Regions from separate parts of the Homo sapiens genome. Here regions 1, 2, 3, 4 and 5 are each linked to region 6. A link is a contact called in ENCODE Hi-C or POLR2A ChIA-PET data. All regions are on one chromosome and are shown on one strand. The core of a region is the stretch at or near the end of the contact, and the rest is flanking DNA. Distances in the headings are between cores, read along the strand shown.

Region 1 (4,744 bases), core at 2,111-4,610, 1.2 Mb after region 6:
AGCTCATGAACACAGAAAAAAAAGAATAGGAAAAAAACTAGCACAAAATCAGTTCCAAAATGATCGAGATGCCGCCATTGCACTCCAGCCTGGGCAACAAGAGAGAAACTCCATCTCAAAAAACAGTAAAAGAAAAGAAAAGAACTAAGTGTAATGGAAAGCACTAAATCAGTTCCAAAATCTGAACTCCTTCATATTTATTCAACATAGGGAAATGCTCTTCAACTTTGTGTGCTTAGATTCCATTTATGAATGATATATTTCTAATATTTGATTAAAATAAAAACCCATGCTATGTAATTTTAGCCAATTTAAAGCTGCAAATAATAAATGATCAATTATATACATACGTGAAACTTCCTAATATTTCACTTAGTATTGCTATTGCTATGTTCTTGAGGCAGACGCTCAGTCTGTCAGATAGATACATTACCAGAGCTTGGTGTCTTCCATATTTCTGCTTAGGACTCTGTGGACCATGAGTGTATAAACTTAAGCAGGAACCTAGGAGAGCTAGAGCGTGGGGGCGGTGCCTGGAACAAGACTGGGGCGGGGCAAGAGGGAGGAGGCCGCCTGGGGGCCAGGCCATACAATGGGAAAGGGCAGAACCAGAGGGTTATCGTCATCTTGGGGGCGGGGTCTGGAGGGGGTGTTGTTCTGAAGGGTGGGGGCCGGCAAGGGTCGGGTTCGGGCTCTCTCCTCAGCTGGGCCCCAGATGTCGCCTGCTGTCATCCTCTTGCCCGCCTGGACTAAATCCTCCGAGTTCTGATTGGTGGATTGGTTCTGATGTGCCGTGATATTACCCCTAATATCACAGGGATGTTTCCTGCCCATTTCAAGTTAGTGTTTCAGACAATCGAAGATAAAACAACATGTTGTAGTAGGACACCTGTACTGAACACTGAATCGTTTTTCCTCTTAAGTTGAAAATGGTTTTAATGCAAAGCGCCTTGTTTGAGCAGGCAGAGTCCTGCAGTCGGGGCGAACTCCCCCCTCAGTCTGGGGCAGCGCAGTGGGGAGGGCAGGGACCTCAGTAAAGGGGTGGACTGGGGCGCTGGTTGCAGAGAGGACTGACAATTAGAGTCAGTAGAACTGCTTGAACCCAGGAGGTGGAGGTTGCAGTGAGCTGAGATTGCACCACTGGGCGACAGAGCAATACTGCCTCTCAAAGAAAAACAAAAAAGAGTTTTCCTGTTAATAATTAGGAAGACTAAGCAGCCCCAGAGATAAGACCTCATGGGATCATTGTTACTTCTTATGGAGTGATAAAGTGACCTTCCTCGAATTGTATCAATCCATAACCAATCAAGTTGCTGCAACCTATGCACTGGGCTTGAATGAAAGCTGTCATGATTCTGCTAAAGATTCTCTGTCTTTCCCTGTGTGTGAAACCTTAACGTCTCTACTTTGGAACGCCGATCTCATTTATTTGGAGTTGGTGTTTCCAGGTGGCTTTCTTCAAGCTTTGTGTTCACATAAACTCAGTACTTAATCTTACATTCTAAATTTTATTATTTACTGCTGACGTCAGTTTCTGTCGGATTGTAGGCGCCTGACCAGAGAGGGCACGCGTCGCTATGTTGTAAAACTCACACTCGTCAAAAAGACATGGGTTAGGGTTTTCCCCCTCCCTCTGGATGAAGCTAATTAGCTGACACAGATGGTCACCTCCATTACCAAATAGAGCCAGGATGAACTATGTGTGACCAAGAGTGTTGTCAAGTCCTCTTCCCTGAGGACTGATTAGTGTTTATCTTGAAAACATGTACTCAATGGGTTGTATAGAACAGTGAAGTTTCCTTGTCTCTTTTCAACCTCTTAGCTGTTTGCCTCAATTTCCCATCACATTCTGGTTTAAGGCTTACTTATTAATAATGTGGTTTTTATTTCTTTCACTATTATCATCGTGAAGATGATTTCTCATTGGGGGGAAGATTTTTTTTGTTTTCCATTATATTTTCTCAAAATTTAAAGAGTAAAGAAATGAATATTTTTTGGGCCAGGAAGTGTGGCTTATGACTATAATCCCAGCACTTTCAGAGGCTGAGGCAGTCAGATCACTTGAAGTCAGAAGTTCGAGACCAGCCTAGCCAATATAGTGAAACCTCGTTTGTATCGAAAATACAAAAATTAGCCGGGCATGGTTGTGCGCGTCTGTAATGTCAACTACTCCGGAGGCTGAGACAGGAAAATCGGTTCAACCCAGGAGGCAGAGGCTGCAGTGAGCCCAGATCTCGCCACCGCATTCCAGCCTGGCCAAAAAAGAAAACTCTGCCTCAAAAAAAAAAAAAAAAAAAAATAGAAAAAACTAAATATATAAAAGAAAATAAGCCGGGCGCGGTGGCTCACACCTGTAATCCCAGCACTTTGGGAGGCCGAGGCGGGCGGATTACTTGAGGTCGGAAATTTGAGACCAACCTGACCAACATGGAGAAATCCCATCTCTACTAAAAATACAAAATTAGCAGGGCATGGTGGCACATCCCTGTGATCCCAGCTACTTGGGAGATAGAGGCATGAGAATCGATTGAACCTGGGAGACAGAGATCGCGCCATTGCACTCCAGCCTGGTCAACTAGAGCAAAACTCCATCTCAAGAAACAAAAAAAGAAACTGATAGATCTCTTACACAAATACGCTGGGACAACTAACTGGATATCCACGTGGAAAAGAATAATGTTGGATCCCTATGTAACATCATCAAAAATTTTATTATAAAAAAGAAAAGAGAGAGAGAGACGAGGAAGGGAGCCCTGCGGGAGGGGGTGTTACTTTGTCGCCCAGGCTGGCCTGAACTCCCAGGCTCGGCGATCCTCCCGCCGCTGCTTCCTGAATAGCTGGGACCTCAGGCTCCCACTCCCGCGCCCATATCCCAGCTGTGTTTAAGCCGCAGGTGGTGACCTCACCCATCCTTGGCCTGAGCACTCCATCCTGCATCTCAGGCAGTGGCCTGAGTCTCTAAAGCTGAGCACAGCGTGGACTCTCTCCCAAGTGAATGGAGAATAGAAAGGGAGAGGATTTCTATTCGGTTCTGTGGGCTATCAGCATGAAATTGTACCTTCCGCCCAGGCAGGGCTTTGCATTTCACATTCTAGTTTGCATCCCCGTTCCAGATAATTCCAGGGCTTTTGAATCATGCCTCAGCCTTCCTGGCCGGTCTCGCCTCCAAAACCCGAAAAATGCCTCTGCGCTGGGAACGATGCTGAGAGACTCACAGGTCCCGCCCTGGCCCCGCCCACTGCTGGTTCTAAAGGGGAAAGTCTCTCGGCTTCCCACCCCGCCCCTACCTCATCCAGGCCCCGCCCACCTCGCGGGCCCCGCCCAGACCTGGCTTCTGTACTGCGCGCGCACATGCGCGCAAACCCGGAAGCGGATTATGTGGAGTGAAAGTTACACCGTGGCGGTGAGTTTCGCTCTTCTATTAAGTCTGCGCTTACCAGGTCCCCGGCGCTGCTGTACCTGAGACGTGGGGTCCCCACAGACCTGGAAATTCTCTCCCTTCTTCCTTCACCCAGGACAAATTGAGACGTCCCCATGAGAGTCCGGATATCGCTTCCTTTTGGGTTTAAAGTCGCCCTGAGGCTGGGCTGTCCCCGGTCTTTCTGCTGTAGGGCGATGTATACACTTCCTGTCGCGTAGTTTTCCTGCTCAAAACTGTTTTCTGACTCCTCCCGCCCCTCGCTTTTTAAAGTCCTCACCCGAGAGCTGGATTCCCGCCCTGGGCGCCTCCCACCCTCGCCTTCGTAGGCCACTGGAGCGCAGCGCCAGGGCCCCAGTCCCAGGGAGGCCGCGTACTTTGCCTGGTCCTGGAATCCTGCAGACCCCAACCTTGTCTTAAGGCGCCGTCTCCCCCCCACCTCCCTCCTCGTGGCGGGCCCTGCTGCTCCACAGGTCTCTCCTCCACAGTCACCTCTTCCCCTGAACCCGCGTTGGGGAGGTACCCGGGGCCTGTCCTGTGACACGGGGTGTTCTTGCCTGCCCAGCTCCAGCCCCCGGAAAACGAGCTCCTCCGGGATGCAGGCGTCTTATCCAAACCCTCCTGTGATTGTGTCGGCCAAAGGCATTGGGAGACAGAGCAGTAGAAAAGCTGAGACAGAGAAAAGAATGAGAAAGACCCATAACAGAGGGCAAAGTAGAGGGTGGGTGATGGATTTGTCAAGAGACAGCAAAAGTGAAAAGAAAAAAAAAGAAAGCAGGAGGAGAAAAGTAACTGGAGAAACGTAGAGAAACCTAGATGTACAGAGAGATGAAGGACAGCAAGGTAGGGAGAGGGGCAGCAAAGAGGGAATCTCATCAGAGTGAGGGAGAGGAGGAGGGATTTGGAGCCAGGGCAGACAGAGCAGAGTGGTGCTGGTGGCAAGGAGAACAGAGGGAGAACCACAGCAGGGAGGACACCTGGGGATCTGTGGTTCCACATATTGGGGACAGGGGGTATAACAGGGAAGACGGAATTTAACAGGGAGAGCAGAGGATGCACAGAGATGGGAGAAGAGGCGGAAATATATCAAGATTGAGGACGATAGAACGATTGGGGAGAAGGAACAGCAAGAAGTTAGGTAAGTTGCGAGGATGGAGCAGAAGAGGTGGAAGAGAAGGAATAGAGGGAAGAAGGGGATAAACAGCAGGAGAGGAGAGGGGTACAAAATGAGGAGCAGAATGCCAGGTAAAAAGAAAAGAAAACAAGAGCTAGAGAGAGAAGGGGAGAATGAGAGATATGTACACAATTAGGGAGGGAAGCACAGTA
Region 2 (4,578 bases), core at 854-3,353, 1.3 Mb after region 6:
AGCCTGTGTGATACAGCCAGACCCTGACTCAAAATATCATTTAATTAATTAAATTAAAAGTATTATGTAATAACAGACAGCGACTTTTTTCCCACTTCTCTACCCCACATCCTCCCAATCCTAGGAAAAGGGAAGACAGTGATTCACAACTGAATAAGTCACTTCCCTCTGGTTGAATAGGGATTCCAAGTGGAACATAACCTCTGATGCCAAGATTTATAGAATGTACATGTTTTATAGACACCAATTTTAAAATTCTCAATCTGTATAATTTAAACAAGTTTTTAGTTATTAGATTATATACAGGGAAGTCAACATGTCACAACTAATCATATCCAATGAACTCATCCACTGATCTAAACCCAGTCTCTCGCCCCATTTTTTCTTTTGAGACAAGATCTCGCTCTGTTGACCAGGCTGCAGTGTAGTGGCATGATCTCAGTTCACTGCAGCCTGGACCTCCTGAGCTCAAGTCATCCTCCTACCTCCACCTCCAGAGCAGCTGGGAGTACAGGTGCACACGATTATGCCCCGTTATTTCCTTTTTTTTTTTTTTGGCAGAGATAGGGGTCTCACTATGTTGCCCAGGCTGGTCTCGAACTCCTAGACTCAAGCAATTCTCTTGCTTCAGTCTCCTAAAGTGTGGAGACTACAGGCGTGAGCCACTGTGCCTAGCCCCCCTTTCTTCATTACTGCGCTTCCCTCCCTAATTCTGTACATATCTCTCATTCTCCCCCTTCTCTCTCTAGCTCTTGTTTTCTTTTCTTTCTCCCTGGGATTCTGCTCTTCATTTTGTACCCCTCTTCTCTTCTGCTGTTTATCCCCCTTCTTCCCTCTATTCCTTCTCTTCCATCTCTTCTGCTCCATCCTCGCAACTTATTTAACCTCTTATTGCTCCTTCTCCCCAATCTTTCAATCGTCCTCAATCTCCATCTATTTCTGCCTCTTCACCCATCTCTGCGCCTCCTCTGCTCTCCCTGTTAAATTCTCTCTTCCCTGATATACTCCCCTGTCCCCACTCTGTGTCACCCCAGATCCCCAGGTGTCCTCCCTGCTGTGTTTCTCCCTCGGTTCTCCTTGACACCAGCACCACTCTGCTCTGTCTGCCCTGGCTCCAAATCCCTCCCTCTCTCCCTCACTCTGATGAGCCTCCCTCTTTGCTGCCACTCTCCCTACCTTGCCGTCCTTCATCTCTGTGTACATCTAGCTTTTCTCTACATTTCTCCAGTTGCTTTTCTCCACCTGCTTTTCTAGGTATTTTGTTGCTTTCTTTTTCCACTTTCACCATATCTTGGCATATCCCTCACCAATCCTCTATTTTGCCATCTGTTATGGGCCTTTCTTATTCTTTCTCTGTCTCAGGTTTTCTACTGCTGTCTGTCTCCTGATCCCTTCGGCCCACACAATCGCAGGAGGGTTTGGAGTAAGACGCCTGCATCCCGGAGGAGCGCGTTTTCCAAGGGCTGGAGCTCGGCAGGCAAGAAGACCCCATGTCACAGGACAGGGCCCTGCGTCCTTCCCAGTGTGGGTTCAATGGAAGCGGTGACTGCGGAGGAGAGACCTGGGGAGCCGCAGGCTCTGGCACGAGTAGGGAGGTGGGAGGAGGGGGGACGGCGCCTTGGGAGAAGGATGGGGTCTGCAAGATCCCAGGACCAGGCAGAGGACGCGGCCTCCCTGGGACTGGGGCTGCGGCGCGACGCTCCAGGGGCCGACGAGGGGTGGCTGGGAGGTGCGCCCCGGGCAAGAATCCACCTCGTGGGTGAAGACTTTAAATAGCGCGAGGAGGGAAGAGTCAGAAGAAGGTTTTGAGCAGAAAAACTACGCAATAGAAAGTGTATACATTGCCCTATAGCAGACAGACCCGGGACGGGACCAGCCTCCAGACGACTTTAAACCCGAAAGGAAGCGACACCCGGCCTCTCACTGGGCTGTCTCAATTTGCTCTGGGCGAAGGAAGACGGGCGAGAATTTCCAGGTCTGTGGGGACCCCACGTCCCAGGGACAGAAGCGGCGGGGACCTGGGAAGCGGAGACTTAATGCAACACAGAGCAAAACTCACCATGGCGACGTGACCTTCACTCCACCCGATCCGCTTCCGGGTTTGCGTTAATCTCCGCGCGCAGGACGGAAGCCAGGCCTGGGCGGGAGGTGGGAGGAGGTGGGCGGGGCCTGGGCGAGGTAGCGGCGGGGCGCGAGGCGCTGAGACCTTGCCCTTTAGAACCGGCAGAGGGCGGGGCCGGGGCGGGGCCGGGGCGGGACTTGCGCGTCTTTCAGCCTCTCTCCTAGCGTCTCTGTTTTTAGGTTGTGGAGGCGAGAGCGCCAGAAAGTCTGAGGCATGATTCCAAAGCCCTGGAATTGTCTGGAACCGGGATGCAAACTAGAATGTGAAATGCAAAGCCCTGCCTGGGCGGCATGTACGATGTCATGGTGACGGCCCACGGAACAGAATAGATGTCCTCTCCCTTTCTATCTCCATTCACTAGGGAGGGAGAGTCCACCCTGAGCTCAGCTTCAGAGACTTCCTTAAAGCCACCGCCAGGGGTGCGGGACGGAGTGCTTAGGCCAGGAAGGAGTGAGGTCACCACCTGCTGCTTAAACACAGCAGAGGCGCGGGGGCGGGAGCCTCAGGTCCCAGCTACTCAGGAAGCAACGGAGAGAATTGCTGAGCCTGGGGTCCCAAGCCAGCCTGGGCGACAAAGTAACACCCACTGCGGCAGGTCTCCCTTCCTAGTCTCTCTCTCTCTCTTTCCCTTTTTTTTTTTTTGGAGACAGAGTCTCACTCCGTCGCCCAGGCTGGAGTGCCGTGGAGTGATCCCAGCTCACTAGAACTTCCGCCTCCTGGTTTCAAGCGATACTCCGGCCTCAGCCTCCCGAGTAGCTGGGACTACAGGCATGCGCCACCATGCCCAGTTAATTTTGTATATTTAGTAGAGACAGGGTTTCACCATGTTAGCCAGGCTGAACTCCCGACCTCAGGTGATCCGCCCACGTCGGCCTCCCAAAGTGCTGGGATTACAGGCGTGAGCCACCGCGCCCGGGCCTTTTCCCTTTTTAAAAAAAAAAAAAAAACTTTTTTAAATAAAATTTTTGATGGTGTGACATAGGGATCCAACATTACTCTTTTCCATGTGGATATCCAGTTAGTTGTCCCAGCACATTTGTGGAAGAGATCTATTACTTTATTATTATTATTATTATTATTACTATTATTGAGACACAGTATTTCTGTTGCCCAGGCTGGAGTGCAGTGGCGAGATCTCAACTCAATGCAGCCTCTGCCTCCTGGGTTCAAGCGATTCTCCTGCCTCAGCCTCGGGAGCAGCTGGCATTACAGGCGCGTGCCACGATGCCCGGTTAATTTTTGTATTTTTCATAGAGACGGGGTATCACTACGGTGACCTGGCCGGTATCGAACTCCTCACTTTAAGTTATTTGCCTGTGTCAGCCTCCCAAAATGCTGGGATTACATGCGTCAGCCAACATGCCTGGCCCAAGAAATATTCTTTACTTTGCTTTTTAAATGTTGACAAAATATAATTGAAAACTAAAAAATATTATCCCAAATGAGAAATCATCTCCACGACGATAACAGAGAAAGAAATAAAAACCATTTTGTTAATAAATAAACCTTAGGACCGGGCATGGGGGCTCACGCTTGTAATCCCAGCACTTTGGGAGGCTGAAGCAGGCGGATCACGAGGTCAGGAGATCGAGGTCATCCTGGCTAACATGGTGAAACCCCGTCTCTACTAAAAATACAAAAAAATTAGCCAGGTGTGGTGGCGTGCACCTGTGTCCCAGCTGCTGGGGAGGCTGAGGCAGGAGAATGGCGTGAACCCAGGAGGCGGAGCTGGCAGTGAGCCAAGATAGCACCACTGCACTCCAGCCTGGGTGACAGAGCAAGACTCGGTCTCAAAAAAAACAAAAAAAAAAAATCAGCCGGGCGTGGTGCCCAGCGCCTGTAGTCCCAGCTACTCGGAGAGGCTGAGGCAGAAGAATGGCGTGAACCCAGAAGGCGGAGCTTGCAATGAGCCGAGATCGCACCATTGCACTCTAGCCTGGGCGACAGAAGAGATTCCGTCTCTAAATAAATAAATCAATAAGCCTTGACCAGAATGTGATGGGAAATAGAGGCAAACAGCTAAGAGGTTGAAAAGAGAGAAAGAAACTTCACTGTTCTATACAACCCATTAAGGACATATTTTCAAGATAAACACTAATCAGTCCTCAGGGAAGAGGACTTGACAACACCCTTGGTCGCACATAGTTCATCCTGGCTCTACTTGGTAATGGAGGTGACCATCTGTGTCAGCTAACTAGCTTCATCCCGAGGGAGGGGAAGAAACCCTAACCCATGTCTTTTTGGCAAGTTTGAGTTTTACAACATGGCGACAGGTGCCCTCTCTGGTCAGGCGCCTACCATACGACAGAAATTGATGTCAGCAGTAAATAATAAAATTTAAAATATATGATTAAGTACAGAGTTAATGTGAACACAAAGCTTGAAGAAAGCCACCTGGAAACATCAACTCCAAATAAATGGGATCAGCGTTCCAAAGTAGAGACGTTAAGGTTTCA
Region 3 (4,367 bases), core at 1,687-4,186, 1.5 Mb before region 6:
TGGAGTAGCGCGTGCAGGGCAGGATGGTAAAGCCACTTTCCGGCAGGAAGGCACGGAGGTAGCGATAGACCTGGTGAGGGTGAGGGTGGGGGTGAGGAGGCGGGGCAGGGGCATCTTTGGCCCTCTCTCTCCAGGACTCTAGGCCTGCCATGCCACTGACTCACTGTGTGGTCTTGGGGGCCTCATGTTCCCTCTCGGGGCCTCAGTTTCCTCATCCGTCAAATGAAGAGGTTGGACTACATCTCAGAGGGCCCCCCCAACTCTCCTCTCCTAGGATTCTCTGAGCCTTGCCTCAGATGGTCCCAAGGGCTAGGAAGTCAGGGGGCCCCAGGGGCTGCGCTGAGGGACTCTAGAGCGTCTGCCAGGCGGGACCAGGCCCGGTGAGCGGGGAGGACACGCGGTGAGGGCGGGGGAGGGGAGGGCGCCCTCACGTGGGTCTTGAGGGCAGCCTCCTGCCGCGGGCCCCGGCTCTGGAAGTAGCGGGCCGTCCAGCCTCCCAGCGTCAGGGCCCGGTACGCAGCCTCCAGGTCCCGCTGCCTCAGGAAAGTTTCCAGCGCTGAGCGCAGGTGCTGCTGTCGCCGCAGGGGGGGCACAGGGCTGGGGGAGAGGGCATGCCTGGGTCCCAGGGCCTTCCCGGGCCCCGGCCCCAACCCCCACTTGGAGCTGAGGGGAGGACCAGGCTAAGGAGAGGGCCGAGGGGCGGCAGCGGTGCAAGGGGAGGGGTCCTGACCCCTCGGGCCCACCCTCGCCCCCAGGCCACCTCACCTGACGTTCATCTTATGGGTGCGGAAACCGAGGTAGGGGTCCAGGACGAGGCTGGTGGCCAGGTCGTCGTTCTCGCACAGTTCTCGTGCTGTCACTCTGTCGGGCCCCATGGTGCCCTGCGGACCATGCTGCCTCTGGCAGAGAGCAGGAGCAGGTGAGGGCAAGGCAGGCGCGGGGAGCCTGGCTTGGTGCTGACTCCACTCCCACGCTACTCAGAAGCCATGGGGGACGCTGGTGAGCCCCACGATCTCATCTGCAAAATGGGGAGAAAAGCAGTGCTGACTTCACCAGGCCGCTGGCGAAGATGGAATGCAACAAGTACTTCTGAGAGTAGGGAAAGCCCAGAGCCATGTCAGCCATCGCCTTAGCTCTTGCTCTTGCTCCGCAGCGCAGACACAGATCCCCCCTAAACACACAACCCCCACATGCACACCCATGCACACTCAGACTGACACACGCAGATGCCCCTGCCCATATGTACAGAGACCCCCTACACACACACATCTCTTTGGGCCCAGAGAAGGCTGACTGATTGGCAGCCGGGATCACCCTAAAGGCTTAGCACCGTGGGGAGCCGCTTCACCTCTAGCCCTCAAGGAGGAAAAGTCAAAGCTTCCCGCCAGCCCGAGGTCCCGCCCTCCACCCCCACCTCGACCCAGCCTCGGTCTCCGCCCCCTGCCTCCCCGGCAGCCTTCGGGAGTGGTCAGGAGGCTCCGGGTGAAGCCCCAGGCAGCCTGGAGGCGGGTGACGGGAGGGAGGGCAGGGGAGGGATCCCAGCACCTGCTCCCTCTCCAAGGATTCCAGGGGAGGGGGGCTCAGAGGACAAAAGCGGGGGTGGGGAGGGGAGCAAAGGAAGACTATGGGGAGGCAGCACAGGTCAATATTTACAAAAACATTTTTTTAAAGCGGAGCCAGGAGAGAACGGAGAGATGAAGAAAACCACCCAAACCCCTAACCCGGACGGAGGGCCAGCCTCGTCCCCGCACCACGGCGCTCGAGGCTCATCCGCGCCCAGGAGAGGAGGAGATGGGGCAGGGCAAGGAGCGGGAGCTGCAGAGACGGCTGTGGAGGGGTCGGGGACAGACTGCGAGGCTGCGGGAGAGAAAGAGGGGGCGCTGCAGGAGGACGCCAGGGACAGCGGGGAAGCTGGAGAGGGGGCTGGGGGCAAGGAGAGAAACGCACAGCGGTGGGCACGGCAGGGGGCTGTGGGAGGGAGAAGGCTGCAGCCGGGCCTGGGGGCGCTCAGAGGGGTGTGAGGAAGGGATGGGGGTGCCAGGGAGGACAGAGAGCGGGGAATGGCCTAGGGACTCAGGGAGGAGCCAGACGGGAGACCTGGGTCGGGGGGCGGTCCAGGGATGGCGGAGAAGATCCTGGGTGTCCAGTGAGTGAAGGGCCTGAGAGGGCGGACAGGGGCCCAGGGATCCAAACGGGCTTGGTGGGGTCCTGGGGGATCCAGGAAAGGGAGACCCTAGGGAAGGGCCTGGGGACCCAGGGAGGCGCCTGGGTAGGCGGTGAGAGCCCAGGGCAAGGGACCTGGAGGGTCAGAGGCCGACCTCAGGGTCCAGGGAGTGCCAGGAGAGGGACAGAGGGGTCAGGGAGAGGTTCTAGGGCACAGAAAGACCTAGAGGGTCCAGAAGGAGGCCTGGAGGGTGAGAGGAGGTCGGGGATTGGCCCTGGGAGTGCAGGGAGGTCCCGGGGGTGAGAGAAGGGTCAGGGAGAGGCCCTGAGGGTGCAGGGAGAGACCTGGGGGTGCAGGGAGAGGCCTGGAGGGTGAGGTCAGGGAAAGGCCCTGGGGGGTGCAGGGAGAGGCCTGGAGAGTGACAAGAGGTCAGGGAGAGGCCCTGAGGATGCAGGGAGGGCCGTGGACGTAAGAAGGGGGTCAGGGCCCGGGTGAGGAAGCACAGGAAGGAGGCTGCAGTGCCGCGGAGCCCGAGGCCCGGCGAGGGGCCGGGAGACGTGGGCGCCTGGACACGAGGAGGGGCCGGGCGGGGTGGGGGGCAGTCGGGGCAGGGGGCGACTGGGGAGCCAAGGCGGCGCGGGGCTGGGGCCGTGAAGGGGCTCAGAGATCGGGCCCCGCGCCGCCCCTCACCCGCTTCTCCTCCTCCTCCTCAGGCGCCCGCGCCGCCGCCGCCAACACCTCCCACAGCCTCCTTCGGCTCTCGTCAAACACTGTCGCCGCACCTCCCATCTGCTCTCCGGGCCAGCCCCGCCAAGGCCACTGAGGCTTTCTATTGGCCACAGCCACCGCCACTCCTCCGTTGCTACGAAGCTCACGGCGCTCCCATTGGCCAAGCCCCACTCTTTCCCTCCGCGCCCGGCTCTCGTCAATACACAGATAAAACCCCGCCACGCCCCCGCCGCCGTCAAACGCCGCGAACTGTTGTCAGTGGTTCACATCGCTGTCCTTTAGTCGCTGCCATGGAGACTTGTCCCGCCTTCGCTCACACTGGGGCTCGAAATCGACGCACTCATTGGCCGAAAGCGCAGTCTCTCCGGGCGAAACTCGGTTTGGGTCGGGTTATTCAGGTCCAAGTGGAAAGAGGGCGGGCTCTGCCAGCTCCAGTAGTCGTATATGATTGCCTGGCCTTGGGACAGCTCCTCTTTCCATTGGGTAAGGCCTCCGTCCATCACCATAGAGTCGCGGCCTCCCTCTTCTATTTCTCCGAGGAAAGCTTCGGCCACAGGAGGGAGAAAGCCAGACCCGGCGGGAGGGAGGCGGTGAATGCGCGCGCACCGCCATCCCTCTCCCCTCCCGCCCCGCGAGGCCTGCGGTTACCAAGGCGACGAAACTTTATTGACAGCTCTGCCTGGCTACAAAGGGCTCCTCAGTCTCTCTCCCTCCCTCCCCGTTTACACCGTTGCGTTTTGGGAGTATCCACACGCACTCTGTGGGACCTTCCCGCGATATGAACGGGGTCGGATGGAGGGAGGGGAGGCTGAGGGAGGAGTGGGGACTTTTGAGACAAGCCCTGACTCCTGGGGCGCTCCCCTGGGGCACCCCCTAATTGGGATCACCCCCCCTACCTCAATCCTAGAGGCAAACGTAACTAACAATTCATCATAATTACGCCGAGAATAATAAGCTCCACACTCAGAACAGGCGGTCTTTGTTTGCTTGTTTGTTTGTTTCGCCACAGCCATTCTTCCCTTAACGACACTGATACCATCTGGGCAGTGCGTGCTCAGGCGATGTCGTCATCCTGCCAGCATCCTAGAGCAACATCACTCACACCTACGTGGCAGGGCTGCTGGCACCTGGGCTGTAAGGTGGCCGGCGGCTCCTGGGCCACACAGCTGTGCAGCATGTTACTGTCCGGTAACACAATGTAGGCGCTTGTGTGTCTACACATATAGGATCACTGTCAGACATGCGCTCCACTGTACAGCTATAGATCGTGGGCACTTAAAACAATGCATGCCACAGAGTAGGTGCTGTTTTGGTGTGCTGTTTTTGGTGTTTTGGTGTGTGTGTGTGTGTGTGTGTGTGTGTGTGTGAGAGAGAGAGAGAGAGAGAGAGAGAGAGAGAGAGAGAGAGAGAGAGAGAGACAGAGACAGAGTATCGCTCTCTCGCCCAGGCTAGAGTGCAGTGGAGTGATCTCGGC
Region 4 (5,075 bases), core at 1,409-3,908, 1.4 Mb before region 6:
GGTGTCGGAGGCTGCCTCAATTCCTTTAATAAATTCCTTTTCTGTTTAGCTACAAGAAATTTTGTCATTTGTAGACAAGAGCTTTGAAAGCTGTTGTTTTTCCAGAGAGGAGGCTGAGCTCAGAGGAGGCTGACCCCTGACCAAGTTCACAGCCAGGATTCACAGCTGGACTAATTCCAGAGCGATCCTCCTCTTTCTTTTTCTTTTTCTTTCTTTTTTTTTTCTTTTGAGACGGGAGTCTCACTCTGTTGCCCAGGCTGGAGTGCAGTGGCCCGATCTTGGCTCACTGCAGCCTCCACCCTCCGAGTTCAAGAGATTCTCCTGCCTCAGCCTCCCAAGTAGCTGGGATTACAGGCGCCTGCCACCGCGCCCGGCTAATTTTTGTATTTGTAGTAGAGACCAGGTTTCACCATCTTGGCCAGGCTGGTCTTGAACTCTTGACAGGGTGATCCACCCTCCTCGGCCTCCCAAAGTGCTGGGATTACAGGTGTGAGCCACTATGCCCGGCCAATCCTCCTCTTTCTTGTATCCTGGTTTCCTAGGACAATTTGATGTCAGACTCATTCCTTTTGTGTGGATTGTTCTGGTGGATCTGGGATTTTTGAGTCTATTTGGATTGGTTTTTATCACTCCTCTTCCTAAATCCAGGATAAATTGAGAGGTAGCTGCAGGATCTGAGATCCTGTCTCAAGAAAAAAGTTCCAGTTGTAGTCCCAGCTACTCGGGAGGCTGAGGCGAGAGGATTGCTTGAGCCCAGGAGTTCGAGGCTGCAGTGATCTGTGATCGTGCCATGCACTCCAGCCTGGTCGACAGAGCCAGACCCTGTCTCTTAAAAAAAAGTTTCAATTCTAATGCAAACACAATGTATATCTGTGAGTTCTGCTGGGTGGAAATCCAGACTTCAGTCATTAAAGCCCCCACAGCTTCCCAGCTTCCATTTGAAGGGTAGGGACTATAGCCACATCCTTATCCCTCAGTTCCTGACCTCTGTGTTAAAACAGTGTGGCAATGATGCCATCATATTGTGGAGAAAACAAGGAAGCCAAATGCTGGGTAAAAGACAAAACATCTCTATAGAAAAAAGAGAAAAGGAAATGCCTCTCTGTGATGGTTCATTTCAGGTGTTGACTGGGCTAAGGGATGTCCAGATAGCTGGTAAAACATTATGGGTGTGTCTATGAGGGTATTTCTGGAAGAGACTAGCATTTGAATCGGTAGACTGAATAAAGATCTTCCCTCCCCAGTGTGAGCTGGCATTATCCAATCCATTGAGGGTCTCAATAGAACAAAGAGGGCAAAGGAGGGGTGAATTTGCTCTTTTTTTTTTTTTTTTTTTTTCTCGAGACGGAGTCTCGCTCTGTCACCCAGGCTGGAGTGCAGTGGCCTGATCTGGGCTCACTGCAACATCCACCTCCCGGGTTCAAGTAATTCTCCTGCCTCAGCCTCCTGAGTAGCTGGGATTACAGGCGCACACCGCCACGTCCGGCTATTTTTTGTATTTTAGTAGACACGTGGTTTCACTGTGTTGCCCAGGCTGGTCTCAAACTCCTGAGCTCAGGCAATCCGCCCACCTCGGCCTCCCAAAGTGCTGGGATTATAGGCGTGGGGTCTTGAACTCCTGAGCTCAAGTACAGGCAGGCGTGAGCCACCACGCTGGGCCCTTTGTTTTTGAGACAGGTTCTCGCTCTGTCTCCTAGGATGGAGTGCAGTGGTGCAATCCGGCTCACTGCAGCCTCGGCTCAAGCGATTCTCCTGCCTTAGCCTCCCGAATAGCTGAGACCACAGGCGCGGGCCACCAGGCCCAACTAATTTTTTAAATTTTCTTTTGTAGAGACGGGGGTCTCCCTAGGTTGCCCAGGCTGGTCTCCAACTCCTGGTCTCATGCCATCCTCCGGCCTCGGGCCTCCTAAAGTGTTGTGATTACAAGCGTAAGCCACCGCGCCCGGCCAATTCGGAGTCTTAAAACAAAAACAAAAACAAAAAAGTTCCTCGCGCCCACACGATTTTTACAGTAGGCCTCTAACATGGGTAGAGAGGGGAGCTATTAAAGTTGGGGAAACCGAGGCTCAAAGCCAGAGGGACCTTCATCAATCTAGACACAAGGTCTAGGAGGTCTCTTTCAGTTGATGCTATTAGAAGCTGCTTTGGGCGGAACTGGCAACACCAGCGACCCGGCCGGGACTATCGCCAGCAGACGGAAACGACTGAGGGCCTCTGAGGCTCGGAGGCGGCTAAGCGCGAGAGCCGGACGGAACGAAGGCGCCTGGCTTTGGCTGGAGCGAAAACCAGGTCTGGATTTCGCAAGAGCCCGACCCTGGAGCCAAAGCTCCACTATGATTAGAGGAGACAGAACAGCGAACGGATTTCCAAACGGAGCGAGTGGGAAGGGAAATCCTGGAGCGGAATATTCACGGGGCCTTGGAACGGAGCCGGTGCGCAGCTGCGGCTCACTGAGCTGTCTGGGTTTATTCCGGGGCAGACCGTTGGCACCAACGGGCGCAAGCGCGTCTGCGGCGGCGGGGTTCAAGAGTGGGCGGTGTCGGGAGCGCCCGGGCGCACGCGCACTGCACCGCCCAGGCGTGCACCCCGCCCCCCGCACCTGCGCACCAACACAGCCGCGGGAGGGCGGGGCCTCCTGCGTCGTCCTGCGCTAGGGGGATTGTGGGATAGTGGCGGAGGGAGCCGGGCGTCGGAGGCCCTGAGGCCGGCCGCAGAGCCCGGAGATTGAGCGGCTTTGGGGAAGGGGTGGTTAAGGAAGTAGGCCTCGGCTTCCGTCGGTCGCTGCTCGGCTCTGCGGCCCGTTTGGACCGCGGAGGAGGTCGCCTTCCCCTCCCGTGGGGCGCTCGGTTGGACTGTGGAAACCGGGGCAACTTCCCCCGTCTTCCCGGCTGAGGCGCCTGCGTGGGCCTCGCGACCCGGCTCGCCAACCCGCCTCGGCCCGCACGCCCACCTCGCCTGCGGACCCCGGAGGTGCCTACGCGGACTAGTGACGCCCCCCGCCCGTCGGCAACTCCACCCGGCGCTGACCCCCTCAACTCTGCAGGACCCGGCGCGCGAGGACCCCACGACCCGCGGGCGCCTGCGCGGACCCCGCGAGCCCCGGCGCCTGCGCGAGTCCCCGACGCCGCCCCCGCCCCCACTCACCGGGCCCCGCAGCAGGGGCCGGAGCCGCCGGCGGCGGGGCGGGGGGGGGCGCCCCGATGAGCCCCGAGTGCGAGGAGCCGCCGCCCCCCCTCGCAGGTGAGCGGCCCGCGTCGCCCGACCCTCTCTCTCCAGGGCCAGGCGCCCACGTCTTCCCCTCTCCGCGTCCCCTCAGGCTTTTCCCTCTCGGGACCCCCGCGGGTCTTTTCTGCTTCGGATCCTTTCCCTCCTTCCTTCGGGTTTCCTCTCCACGGCACCCCGTTTCTTCCCCCTCGACCCTCCCCAGTCTCTTAATCTCTTCACCTCAGCTCCGCCGCCACCCTAGTCTCAGTCTCTTGCTCTCGGCCTTTTCCCACTCGCTCTCTGCAGCTGCGCTCCCCAGTCCCTGAGCCTCAGCTCCGCTCTCTTGCCTCTCTGGCCGGTTCCCCGGCCCCCCAGGAGTCTTTCTCCCTGGTTACCCTGGACTTTGCCTGCTTACACCCTTCCCTCTCGCCCCGATCTCTGCCCCGCCACCTCTTCCGTGGCGCAGCCTCCTTAGATCCCCGGAGCTCAGGACTGGAGGAGCGGGGCTTGTTTTCACCTTGACCGACCCTCTCCCGCCTCCGGCTTCTTGTGCGAGGGACCTGGGAGCGGGGCTTCTCTGGAGCAGCCACCACTCGGGCCTGCTTCAGTGAGATGAAGCCTGCTGAGGGCAGGCAGGGAGCCTGGCGCTGGGCACCGAGGAGGGGGCATCAGCCCTAGGCCCTGCCCTGGAGGTGGGGCCGGTCCCTGGAGGGGGTACAAAGGCAGAGCCGGACAGTCACAATTCCTGCGTGTCGTGATCGAGGTGACTTAGGGAGCTGCAGGGGGCCACAGAGCGGGAGGCACTGGTGAGACTGACTGGACGGACGGCTTTTTCTGTCTAGGAAGGATGAGTAGGAGGTGACAGATGGAGAGTGGGAAGAAGGGCCTTCCGGGGGGGGAAGGAGCAGCACGTGCAGATATGTCAAGGAAGGAAGGTCGGAGTCCTGAGTGCAGATGTATTGGGAGGGTGAGGGGCAGAGTAGTTCCGCCCGGCGTGCTTATCCAGGCCTCGAATGGGACCTCTGGTTGGGGTCTTTCTTGCTCGCTCGTAGTACACACAGACATGACCATAGACACCCGCCTGAAAGGCAAGATGTTTCAGGAAAGGAAGCTGCGTAGACTGTCAGGTGCGGTACTGGGTTCACAGTTGTAGAGAAACTGCAGTGGGATTTCATCCAGCCCAAGGGCGAGGGTCTAACTGTTAGCGTGCGCTGCAAATGCAGCAAGGACTCGAGATTGCCTGGATAACACAGGATGAGGACTTGGTTTACATACATGCACAACACACATGGAGACACGGCGCCCGGCCACGTGTGCTTACTAGTGGTGGGATGGCTGTTGGAGCTGCTTGTGCTGTTGAAAATGTTATGCTTTTTTTTTTTTTTTTTTTTTAACTCTAGTTCTGGGATTGGGATCATGAGAAGGCAGTCCAGCTAATTGTTAGAGGATCTTTTGCCAGACAGACCTAGGCCGAGTCCGGCTTCTGCCAAGCGAGACCTTGGACAAGTTGTTCCTCGTCTGTAAGTGGGGATAGCAGACTGCTCTCCTCAGAGGGTGGATCTAGGGATTAAGTGCAGGGTTTGTAGAAGCCTGTGGCAGAATGCAAGGCACATGACACTCTGCAATCAGTAGCTGTTTTGATGTTGATGATTTTGAGACTGGGTTTTGCTCGTTTGCCCAGCCTTGAACTCCTGGACTCAAGTGATTTTCCCACCTTAGCCTCCTAAGTAGCTAGGACTACAGGCACGTCCTGCAATGCTTGCTCAATTTTTGTGTTTTTGTACCACGCTTGGCTAATGTTTGTATTTTTTGTAAAGACTGGGTCTTGCTCTGGTGCCCTGCTGTGGTGCCCAGGCTGATTTCAAACTCGT
Region 5 (4,857 bases), core at 1,770-4,269, 1.2 Mb before region 6:
AAAACAAACAAACAAACAAACAAAAACAAACCATAAACACAAACTCATAAACAACATACATCCAGCCACAGACATGATTGCAAATACACACAATTATACATAAAGGCACAGAATACATACAGAACCAGAGCTACACGGTAACACCCTGAAGACCGACTTCTTGTTTTCCTGGGGGAAGGAGGTTGGTGTGTAAGTATGTGGAAAGTGTGGGGTTCAGGGACCACACCTAAGAGCCACCAGAACTATCCCTTTCTATAGAAACAGGCTTCGTGGCGGATGAAGACCCCATCTTGGGGTTCCACCAGATATTCCTACTAAAGAACATCAGCTGGGTGTGGTGGCTCATGCCTGTAATCCCAGCACTTTGGGAAGCTGAGGCGGGTGGATCACTTGAGGTCAGGAGATCGAGACCAGCCTGGCCAACATGGTGAAACCTTGTCTCTACTAAAAATACAAAAATTAGCCAGGCGTGGAGCACGCCTGTAATCCCAGCTACTTGGGAGGCTGAGGTAGGAGAATCACTTGAACCTGGGAGGCGGAGGTTGCAGTGAGCCGAGATCACATCACTGCACTCCAGCCTGGGCGACACAGTGAGACTCCGTCTCAAAAACAAAACAAAACCAAACAAAACAAAACATCAGCGATGCAATGATGCTTGGGTTTGCACCAATGATATGCAGGCTTGCTCTGCACAACTTCAGCTGACCTCCTCTCCACCGGGCCCTCACGCTGCCTCCTCTTCCCTCCTCTTTCCAGAACTATTGCCACTCCTCCAGATATGATGCACAAATGAGCAGGGTCGCAGTGGGAGTGGGCGCAGTGCGCTGATGCCACGGAGGTGTTGTGCATGACGTCTGGACACTAGACTAGCTGCATGTAATGGGAAAAGTTTGTGTTGTACCAGCGCATGCCTTGGAAAGACTTAAGTAATGCAAAAGGTTGTCCTTTAAAAAAAAAAAAAATCTGGCCGGTCGCGGCGGCTCACGCCTGTAATCCCAGCATTTTGGGAGGCCGAGGCAGTCGGATCACGAGGTCAGGAATTCGAGACCAGCCTGGCCAACATGGTGAAACCCCGTCTCTACTAAAAAACAAAAATTAGCCGGGCGTGGTGGAGCACGCCTGTAGTCCCAGCTACTCAGGAGGCTGAGGCAGGAGAATCGCTTGAACCCGGGAGGCAGAGCTTGCAGTGAGCCGACATCGCGCCACTGCACTCCAGCCTGGGCGACAGAGCAAGCCTCCGTCTCAAAAACAACAACAACAACAAAAAAAAACAAAACTACTGACAAGTTGCTCTACTTAACCCAAAGAAAGTGAAGGAGAAAGCGGCTGCCTCACCGCCTAGACATTGAGTCGCCGGATGTTTCAATGCCTCATGATACAATAAAACCACAAAAATTTTCGTAACAGCAGCAGCAACAACAACAACAAAAGAGAAAGAGAGAGGGAAAGAAACAGGCCTCGTGGGATGCGCAGTTTACGTCTCCGCGCAAACCCAAGGACTTCAGAGTGGGTGGGAAACTCCCACAGCGCTTGGGAAACAGTCTGTAGTCTCTGTCCCGATTTTGGCCCTTTTCTGTATGATTTTTATGGGACTCTTCCTGTCACAAAGTGCCAGCCACCTTCCCAATCTTGAGTTGGGCGCGGGATCCGTAAGGTGAAGATCAAGGTGTGCTCATCGCTTGGGCCCGCTGAAAGGTGATTCGCCCCCCACCTGCTGGAACTCCTTGCCCGGGACCACCAATCCCAGCATGCCTTGAGAGCGCGCGAGGGCCTGGGCGGTTCCCAGGAGGTCCGGGTGGGCGCAGGAGAAGCGCGGGCCAGTGAAAGCTCTGAGAGCCCTGTCCCTGTGGACACTGTGTCTTGGGTTCCTTTACTCGGTGTGGCTCAGGGATTACCATTAGGGAGTGGAGTGTGGATTTCTCTTGCCCCGAGCCCTAAATGCCTTGGGGCCCTGCCTTGCACCCCACTGTGCTTTTAGGGGTGTGGCCCTGTGGGCTACATTTCCCAGCGTGCCCTAGGATCGTGGTCCTGACCTTTTCACCGCAAATTTCATTTCCCAGCATGCCCTGCGAGGTCACCCAGGGAAGCTTGGAAGTGGACTGTCTTTCATGGCTTCTAGGTTGCGGACTCAGTTTCCCATGGTGCCCTGGTGAACCCATTCATTCATTCATTCCAAAAATATTTGCGATCAGGTTCTCTCAGGTTCTGTTCTAAGAACCGAGGACAAGTAGTGCACAGAAGACAAAAGATCCCGCTCTCGTGGAGCTTATTTCTAGTTAAGGGGTCAGGAAAAAAACCAAAATAAATAAAACCCAGCTGGGCATGGTGGCTTACGCTCGTCATCCCAGCAGGATTACAGGCCGAGGCGGGCGGATCATGAGGTCAAGAGATCAAGACCATCATGGCCAACATGGTGAAATCCCGTCTCTACTAAAAATATAAAAATTAGCAGGGCGGGGTGGCGCGCGCCTGTTATCCCAGCTACTCTGGGGACTGAGCCAGAATTGCTTGAACCTGGGAAGCGGAGGTTGCAGCGAGCCGATATCGCGCCACTGAACTCCAGCGTGGCGACAGAGCGAGACTCCGTCTCAAAACAAAGAAAACAAAATAAAACAACAATAACAAAACAACTCTGCCTCTCCCCGCACTCCCTCCCACGCGGCTGTCCAGTCGAATTCCTAACTGCCCCGGGGCAGTCTGCTATTCATCCCCTTTACCCGGTGCTACACACTTCCTAGTATGCCGTGGGGCACCCCTCCGGCCTGTAGACTCCATTTCCCAGCATTCCCCGGAGGAGGCCCTCATCTGGCGATTTCCACTGGGCGCCTCGGAGCTGCGGACTTCCCAGTGTGCATCGGGGCACAGCGACTCCTGGAAGTGGCCAAGGGCCACTTCTGCTAATGGACTCCATTTCCCAGCGCTCCCCGCGACCTGCCCAGCACACCCTGGGGCAGCGCCGTGACGTCAGCACGCCGGGCGGGGACCGGGAGATCCTTGGGGCGGTGGGGGGCCAGCGGCAGTTCCCGGCGGCCCCCGGGGCGGGCGGGCGGGCGGGTGGTGGCGGCGGTTGGGGCTCGGCGCTCGCTCGCTCGCTGGGCGGGCGGGCGGTGCGATGTCCGGAGAGGATGGCCCGGCGGCTGGCCCGGGGGCGGCGGCGGCGGCTGCCCGGGAGCGGCGACGGGAGCAGCTGCGGCAGTGGGGGGCGCGGGCGGGCGCCGAGCCTGGCCCCGGAGAGCGCCGCGCCCGCACCGTCCGCTTCGAGCGCGCCGCCGAGTTCCTGGCGGCCTGTGCGGGCGGCGACCTGGACGAGGCGCGTCTGATGCTGCGCGCCGCCGACCCTGGCCCCGGCGCCGAGCTCGACCCCGCCGCGCCGCCGCCCGCCCGCGCCGTGCTGGACTCCACCAACGCCGACGGTATCAGCGCCCTGCACCAGGTCAGCGCCCCCCGCCCGGCGTCTCCCGGGGCCAGGTCCACCCTCTGCTGCGCCACCTGGGGCATCCTCCTTCCCCGTTGCCAGTCTCGATCCGCCCCGTCGTTCCTGGCCCTGGGCTTTGCCACCCTATGCTGACACCCCGTCCCAGTCCCCCTTACCATTCCCCTTCGACCACCCCACTTCCGAATTGGAGCCGCTTCAACTGGCCCTGGGCTTAGCCACTCTGTGCTGACCACTCTGCCCCAGGCCTCCTTACCATTCCCCTTCGACCTACTCTCTTCCGCATTGGAGTCGCTTTAACTGGCCCTGGCTTTGGCAGCCTGTGCTGACCCATGCAGTCCTCCTTACCATCCCTCCCTCGACTTCCCCTCTTCCGATGTTGAGCCCCTCCAGCCGGTCCTGGACTTTGTCTCCTTCCCTGCCCTGCCCTCTCCTGAACCTGAGCCAGCTCCCATAGCTCAGTCTGGTCTATCTGCCTGGCCCTGGCCATTGTCACTTTGCGCTGCCCTCCTCTCGCCCCCGAGTGCCCTTGCTGTGCCGCCGGAACTCTGCCCTCTAACGCTGCCGTCTCTCTCCTGAGTCCGGACCACTTTGAGCTCTACTGGCTTCTGCGCCGCCTCTGGCCCACTGTTTCCCCTTCCCAGGCAGGTCCTGCTTTCTCTGACCTGCATTCTCTCCCCTGGGCCTGTGCCGCTTTCTGTCTGCAGCTTGTGGCCTGGGTCACCTCTACGGCTGGCCCAGATCCTTCCCTGCCGCCTCCTTCAGGTTCCGTCTTCCTCCACTCCCTCTTCCCCTTGCTCTCTGCTGTGTTGCTGCCCAAGGATGCTCTTTCCGGAGCACTTCCTTCTCGGCGCTGCACCACGTGATGTCCTCTGAGCGGATCCTCCCCGTGTCTGGGTCCTCTCCGGGCATCTCTCCTCCCTCACCCAACCCCATGCCGTCTTCACTCGCTGGGTTCCCTTTTCCTTCTCCTTCTGGGGCCTGTGCCATCTCTCGTTTCTTAGGATGGCCTTCTCCGACGGATGTCTCCCTTGCGTCCCGCCTCCCCTTCTTGTAGGCCTGCATCATCACCGTTTTTCTGGACAACCCCAAAGTACCCCGTCTCCCTGGCTTTAGCCACCTCTCCATCCTCTTGCTTTCTTTGCCTGGACACCCCGTTCTCCTGTGGATTCGGGTCACCTCTCACTCCTTTCATTTGGGCAGCTCCCCTACCCCCCTTACCTCTCTAGTCTGTGCTAGCTCTTCCAGCCCCCTGTCATGGCATCTTCCAGGGGTCCGAGAGCTCAGCTAGTCTTCTTCCTCCAACCCGGGCCCCTATGTCCACTTCAGGACAGCATGTTTGCTGCCTCCAGGGATCCTGTGTCCCCGAGCTGGGACCACCTTATATTCCCAGGGCCGGTTAATGTGGCTCTGGTTCTGGGTAC
Region 6 (4,050 bases), core at 1,546-4,045:
CTTTCAGCTTCAGGCACTTTGCAGGGCAGTAGCACAGGCCTTAACCTCTTCGTGGCAGTCGCAGGACAGCAGCTCCCTGAGACAAAGGAGCCAGGGCCTGGACTCGCTTCTTCCTCAGATACCTCAGTGTCTGGGACCCTATTCCTTGGAGCCCAAGCTTCCTGGTCCTTCTCCCAGGATCTAGGAGCCCAGGACCTAATCCTTCCTCCTTCAGACCCACGAGTCCAGACCCCAGCCCCTCCTCCCTCAGACCCAGGAGCCCAGGCCCCCAGCCCCTCCTCCCTCAGACCCAGGAGCCCAGGCCCCCAGCCCCTCCTCCCTCGGACCCAGGAGTCCAGACCCCAGCCCCTCCTCCCTCGGACCCCGGAGTCCAGGCCCCCAGCCCCTCCTCCCTCGGACCCCGGAGTCCAGGCCCCCAGCCCCTCCTCCCTCGGACCCAGGAGTCCAGACCCCAGCCCCTCCTCCCTCGGACCCAGGAGTCCAGACCCCAGCCCCTCCTCCCTCGGACCCAGGAGCCCAGGCCCCCAGCCCCTCCTTCCTCGGACCCAGGAGTCCAGACCCCAGCCCCTCCTTCCTCGGACCCAGGAGTCCAGACCCCAGCCCCTCCTCCCTCGGACCCCGGAGTCCAGACCCCCAGCCCCTCCTCCCTCGGACCCAGGAGCCCAGGCCCCCAGCCCCTCCTCCCTCGGACCCAGGAGCCCAGGCCCCCAGGCCCCCAGCCCCTCCTCCCTCGGACCGAGGAGCCCAGGCCCCCAGCCCCTCCTCCCTCGGACCCCGGAGTCCAGGCCCCCAGCCCCTCCTCCCTCGGACCCCGGAGTCCAGGCCCGCTGCCTACTCACCAGCGGTCTTAGCAGAGGAATCCACGGAGAAAGATCTGGTGGTGGAGACGGATTAAGCCACACTTGGAACAGGCTGTAAGAGCACCTGAGGGGGAGGTAGGCCGTTAGCGTCCGTTTGGACAGGCTCCTCCCTCTAGGGATCGAACGCCCTGCGGAGACAGGAACGTGGCGTGGAACCCAGCAGGGCCCTGGCGGTGACCCCGGGTAAGCCCCGCCCCCTCCCCTCCCCGTTCAGTTAACTGTTTGGGCTGCGGCGGACGGAACCCAGCGAAAGTGCACGCCCCGCGGGCCGGCGTGGGCGCGTGTGTGATCTTAACCCCGCGGGGGCGGGGGTGCGGGCGGCAGTGGCGGGAGAACCCTGGGCGGCGGCTGTGGAGGCGGGCGGCCCAGCCAGAGCCGGTGTCTCCGCGCCTTATAAGGGCTTCGAGTCGGCCCAGGCATCTGGAATGTGTCAGGGACCAGGAGGCGGTGCCCGGACCCCCGCCCGCCTCCGGGGCTGCCCGCCCTCTCCCGGATTTCCGGGGGGTGGGGACCCCGACTCTCAGGGTTGGAGGCCTGCATTTCTGGATCCCTATAAACATGGGCTGAGAGCCCCCCCAAGAGCATCTCTAAGACCGGAGTGGGCAGGGACCCGGGCCTCTGAGGGGCTCAGGCTCCAGGCCGGAAACTGCACGCGGTGCTGGCGTCAGGCCCGAGGCCCAGCTACGCCTCCCACGGCCTCCCTAATCGCCATTCGGGGCTTGCGGGAGCACCTGGGAGGCTCCACCCGGAGCCAGACACTGCCTGCCCCCACGCCCCTCCAGGACCCTCGAAGGAGAAGGAAATCGGGACTGGCCCAGCGTCCCGTGCTCTAGAAGGCGGGCTACTGCCCCGTCCCAAGCAGGGGAGGAGGACGAGCGAGGGCGTCACTCATTCTGTCCCCCGCGGAAGGTGGGCTAGCCGCGGAGGGGGGCGCGCAGGGGAGGGGGGCGCGCCGAGGGGAGGGGAGGGGAGGGGTCCACCCCGCCCTTAGGGCCTCCAGCCATCGCCCGAGATCAGAGCTCAGGAATGCGCAGCCAGACCCTGGAGGGTGAGGAAACACCCCTCCGGGATTCCTCGCAGCGCACCCGACTCTCCGGGCCACACCCAGCCCCTCAGTGTCCTCCCTCGTCCACTCCAGACGCCACACCCATCGCTCACGCTGAGAATCGGGCCCCGGAACCCCAGCTTCGGCTCTCGGCACCCAGAGGTGCGGGACGCAGCCCTGTCTTCTCCTCCTTTCCCAGCTCCTTCTGCACTTCGGAAGCACGGGGCTGGATCTTAACACCCCCCTCCCTCGGCCTTTCAGGAGCCCAAAGTTCCGATTCTGTCTGTCCCCTGGATGGGGAGGGGTCAGTAATTCTGAATTCCTTCCATTCTCATTCCCAAACCCAGGACACCTAACCCTAAGCGCTTCCCCTCCTAAAGGACCTCCACGTACCAGATTCCAGCCTCCAACTAGGGCACCTACGAGTCCCCATCTCTCTACTCCCGCAGACCCAGCCCCTCCTCCCTCAGACTCAGGAGTCCAGGCCCAGCTCCTCCTCCCTCAGACCCAGGAGTCCAGGCCCTCAGCCCCTCCTCCCTCGGACCCAGGAGTCCAGACCCCCCAGCCCCTCCTGCCTCGGACCCGGGAGTCCAGACCCCCAGCCCCTCCTCCCTCAGACCCCGGAGTCCAGGTCCCCTTCCCCACTCTTCCAGACGTATGACCTCCACAGTCCAGGTCCTCAGCCCTCTCCTCTGCAGAACCCCAAGAATCCTGGCCCAGCCCCAGTCTTTCTAGGGACCCAGACATTCTGAGACCCAGCCCATTCCTCTCTCTGGCCATAAAGACCCTAGACTGTTGCTTATGCCCTCTGGGGTCCCCACAACCTCACCTCAGGCAGCCAGTGGCGACTGCGGCTGAAGCAAAGACGACAGCGGCAGCTGGAAGGGTCTGAGGGCTGGGTGGGGTTGGAGGGCTGGGGAGCCAGCGCGGGCGGGACGGGGGCGGGGCCGGGGCGGGGCGCAGCTCCGGCTAGGGCGGTGGACAGGGACTTCCCCGAGTCTGGGCTATCCCAGCCCCGCCCCGAGGCGGGGCCAAGAGCAGACCACGCCCCCCAGAGTAAAAGTAGCGTGGAGCTCCCGCCCCACCCCAGTGAGCAGGGTGGAGGGCTGAGGTCACGGTTGCCGTGGTGACAAAACAGGAAGACACAACAGCTGGCGGCGTGGAGACTCCTGGGGGCTGCCCTCCTCGACACAGCCCTAGAGGAGTCTCCCGGGTAGGCCAGGGAAGACCGTTACCATAGAAACCCCGCATGTTTAGGGTTTGTTTAGTGCAGAGCCCCCCAGCTCAGGTCCCCGCCCCCGTCTCACCTCACTCCTTTCTTCCGCTCCCTTCCTACCCCCTCCTTCCTGGTCTGTTCCGCCCCCACCCCTTCCTTGCCGGATGAAACCTTAGACACCTGGGTCGCAGCGGATTGGGGGACCAGGCCCCTCAGTTCAATGGGGGGGCTAGGATCTCTGTCTCTTGGAGCCCTGAGGGAGAGCAGAATTGAGAGCAGTATTCCTGGGCTTTAGGTGGTTCTGGGCTACGATCCCTGACTGATGGGTCTCCCCAAGAAACAGAGGCTAGATTCCTGTATTTAAGGACTTGAAGGGGCGGCAAAATGCTCCCCTAGTACCCACTGGCACCGGGCGCCGCAGGGTAAGGGACTCGGGCTGGACGCAGGTCTCAGATATCACAGTGGATAGGGGTGGGGTGTGTTGGGGGCAAAATTCCTGGGAGCTAGCGCGGTAGCAGTTGGGGGCCCGGATTCCTGGGCTCCACAGGATGCCTAGGCTGAGGCCCAGATTCTTGGCTCAAAAGAACAATCAGGCCTGGGCGCGGTGGCTCACGCCTGTAATCCCAGCATTTCGGGAGGCTGAGGAGGGAGGATCCCTTGAGCCCAGGAGTTCGAGACCAGCCTGGGCAACATAAGGAGACTCTGCTCTATTAAAAATAAATCATCATGATCATCATAATAGAACCATTAAAGCTCAGACTCGGGTTTTCCGAGCAGGTGTTGCAAGCCTAGCCGCCTGGGTCTGGAAGGCAGCGATATTTTTGGCCTACATTCCTGACTCCTGGATGGAGGGAGGGACTCAGAATTTTAATGAGGATGGGGCTGGGGCTGGGGCTTGGGGCTCTGGATTCACGGATCCTGCAAGAGGG

The links. Hi-C counts contacts between places; a loop is a spot of excess contacts on that map. ChIA-PET counts read pairs that join two places held with the same protein, here RNA polymerase II (POLR2A). Pooled maps may share reads with other maps.
Region 1: a loop to region 6 is called in a map of ascending aorta, with 8 times the contacts of the local background. The contact joins the promoter of ZNF83 here to the promoter of MYADM in region 6. A Hi-C loop is called at or near these places in 1 of 168 maps with a recorded cell type or tissue (ascending aorta), 1 of 37 single-sample maps with no recorded cell type and 12 of 50 pooled maps.
Region 2: a loop to region 6 is called in a map of ascending aorta, with 7 times the contacts of the local background. The contact joins the promoter of ZNF808 here to the promoter of MYADM in region 6. A Hi-C loop is called at or near these places in 1 of 168 maps with a recorded cell type or tissue (ascending aorta), 2 of 37 single-sample maps with no recorded cell type and 11 of 50 pooled maps.
Region 3: a loop to region 6 is called in a map of CD8-positive, alpha-beta T cell, with 31 times the contacts of the local background. The contact joins the promoter of KMT5C here to the promoter of MYADM in region 6. A Hi-C loop is called at or near these places in 2 of 168 maps with a recorded cell type or tissue (B cell and CD8-positive, alpha-beta T cell), 2 of 37 single-sample maps with no recorded cell type and 12 of 50 pooled maps.
Region 4: a map with no recorded cell type shows a loop between it and region 6 (19-fold over the local background). The contact joins the promoter of PPP6R1 here to the promoter of MYADM in region 6. A Hi-C loop is called at or near these places in 6 of 37 single-sample maps with no recorded cell type and 10 of 50 pooled maps. POLR2A ChIA-PET finds 5 or more read pairs at or near these places in 1 of 52 experiments (activated CD8-positive, alpha-beta memory T cell).
Region 5: a map of sigmoid colon shows a loop between it and region 6 (8-fold over the local background). The contact joins the promoter of PPP1R12C here to the promoter of MYADM in region 6. A Hi-C loop is called at or near these places in 3 of 168 maps with a recorded cell type or tissue (aorta, ascending aorta and sigmoid colon) and 14 of 50 pooled maps.

Annotation. Positions count from the first base shown.
Region 1 is chr19:52,636,971-52,641,714 of GRCh38, reverse strand. It overlaps ZNF83 (zinc finger protein 83), which reads left to right and starts at 3,360. Exons shown (of 3, transcript NM_018300.4): 1 at 3,360-3,403. It also overlaps the pseudogene LOC124904757. RefSeq lists a silencer at 3,113-3,312 and enhancers at 3,523-3,642, 3,396-3,913, 3,914-4,432.
Region 2 is chr19:52,525,193-52,529,770 of GRCh38, reverse strand. ZNF808 (zinc finger protein 808) reads right to left here and starts at 2,103. Exons shown (of 5, transcript NM_001039886.4): 1 at 2,060-2,103. RefSeq lists enhancers at 1,830-2,657, 2,658-3,484.
Region 3 is chr19:55,338,445-55,342,811 of GRCh38, reverse strand. KMT5C (lysine methyltransferase 5C) reads right to left here and starts at 2,936. Exons shown (of 9, transcript NM_032701.4): 1 at 2,855-2,936; 2 at 766-1,018; 3 at 432-597; 4 at 1-70. The coding sequence starts at 875. RefSeq lists silencers at 1,360-1,539, 2,785-2,844 and enhancers at 2,865-2,934, 3,244-4,017, 4,018-4,367.
Region 4 is chr19:55,256,600-55,261,674 of GRCh38, reverse strand. PPP6R1 (protein phosphatase 6 regulatory subunit 1) reads left to right here and starts at 2,658. Exons shown (of 24, transcript NM_014931.4): 1 at 2,658-3,240. RefSeq lists enhancers at 2,021-2,070, 2,151-2,200, 2,231-2,430, 2,436-3,410 and silencers at 2,260-2,554, 2,461-2,740, 2,871-2,970, 3,141-3,200, 4,385-4,578.
Region 5 is chr19:55,115,799-55,120,655 of GRCh38, reverse strand. It overlaps PPP1R12C (protein phosphatase 1 regulatory subunit 12C), which reads left to right and starts at 3,019. Exons shown (of 22, transcript NM_017607.4): 1 at 3,019-3,433. The coding sequence starts at 3,113. RefSeq lists enhancers at 2,664-2,943, 3,904-3,983, 4,384-4,433, 3,788-4,623 and silencers at 3,004-3,083, 3,274-3,353, 3,374-3,473.
Region 6 is chr19:53,866,628-53,870,677 of GRCh38, reverse strand. MYADM (myeloid associated differentiation marker) reads right to left here and starts at 2,795. Exons shown (of 3, transcript NM_138373.5): 1 at 2,735-2,795; 2 at 840-924. MYADM-AS1 (MYADM antisense RNA 1) reads left to right here and starts at 1,571. Exons shown (of 3, transcript NR_184033.1): 1 at 1,571-1,769. RefSeq lists enhancers at 78-991, 992-1,905, 3,015-3,990 and a silencer at 1,180-1,239.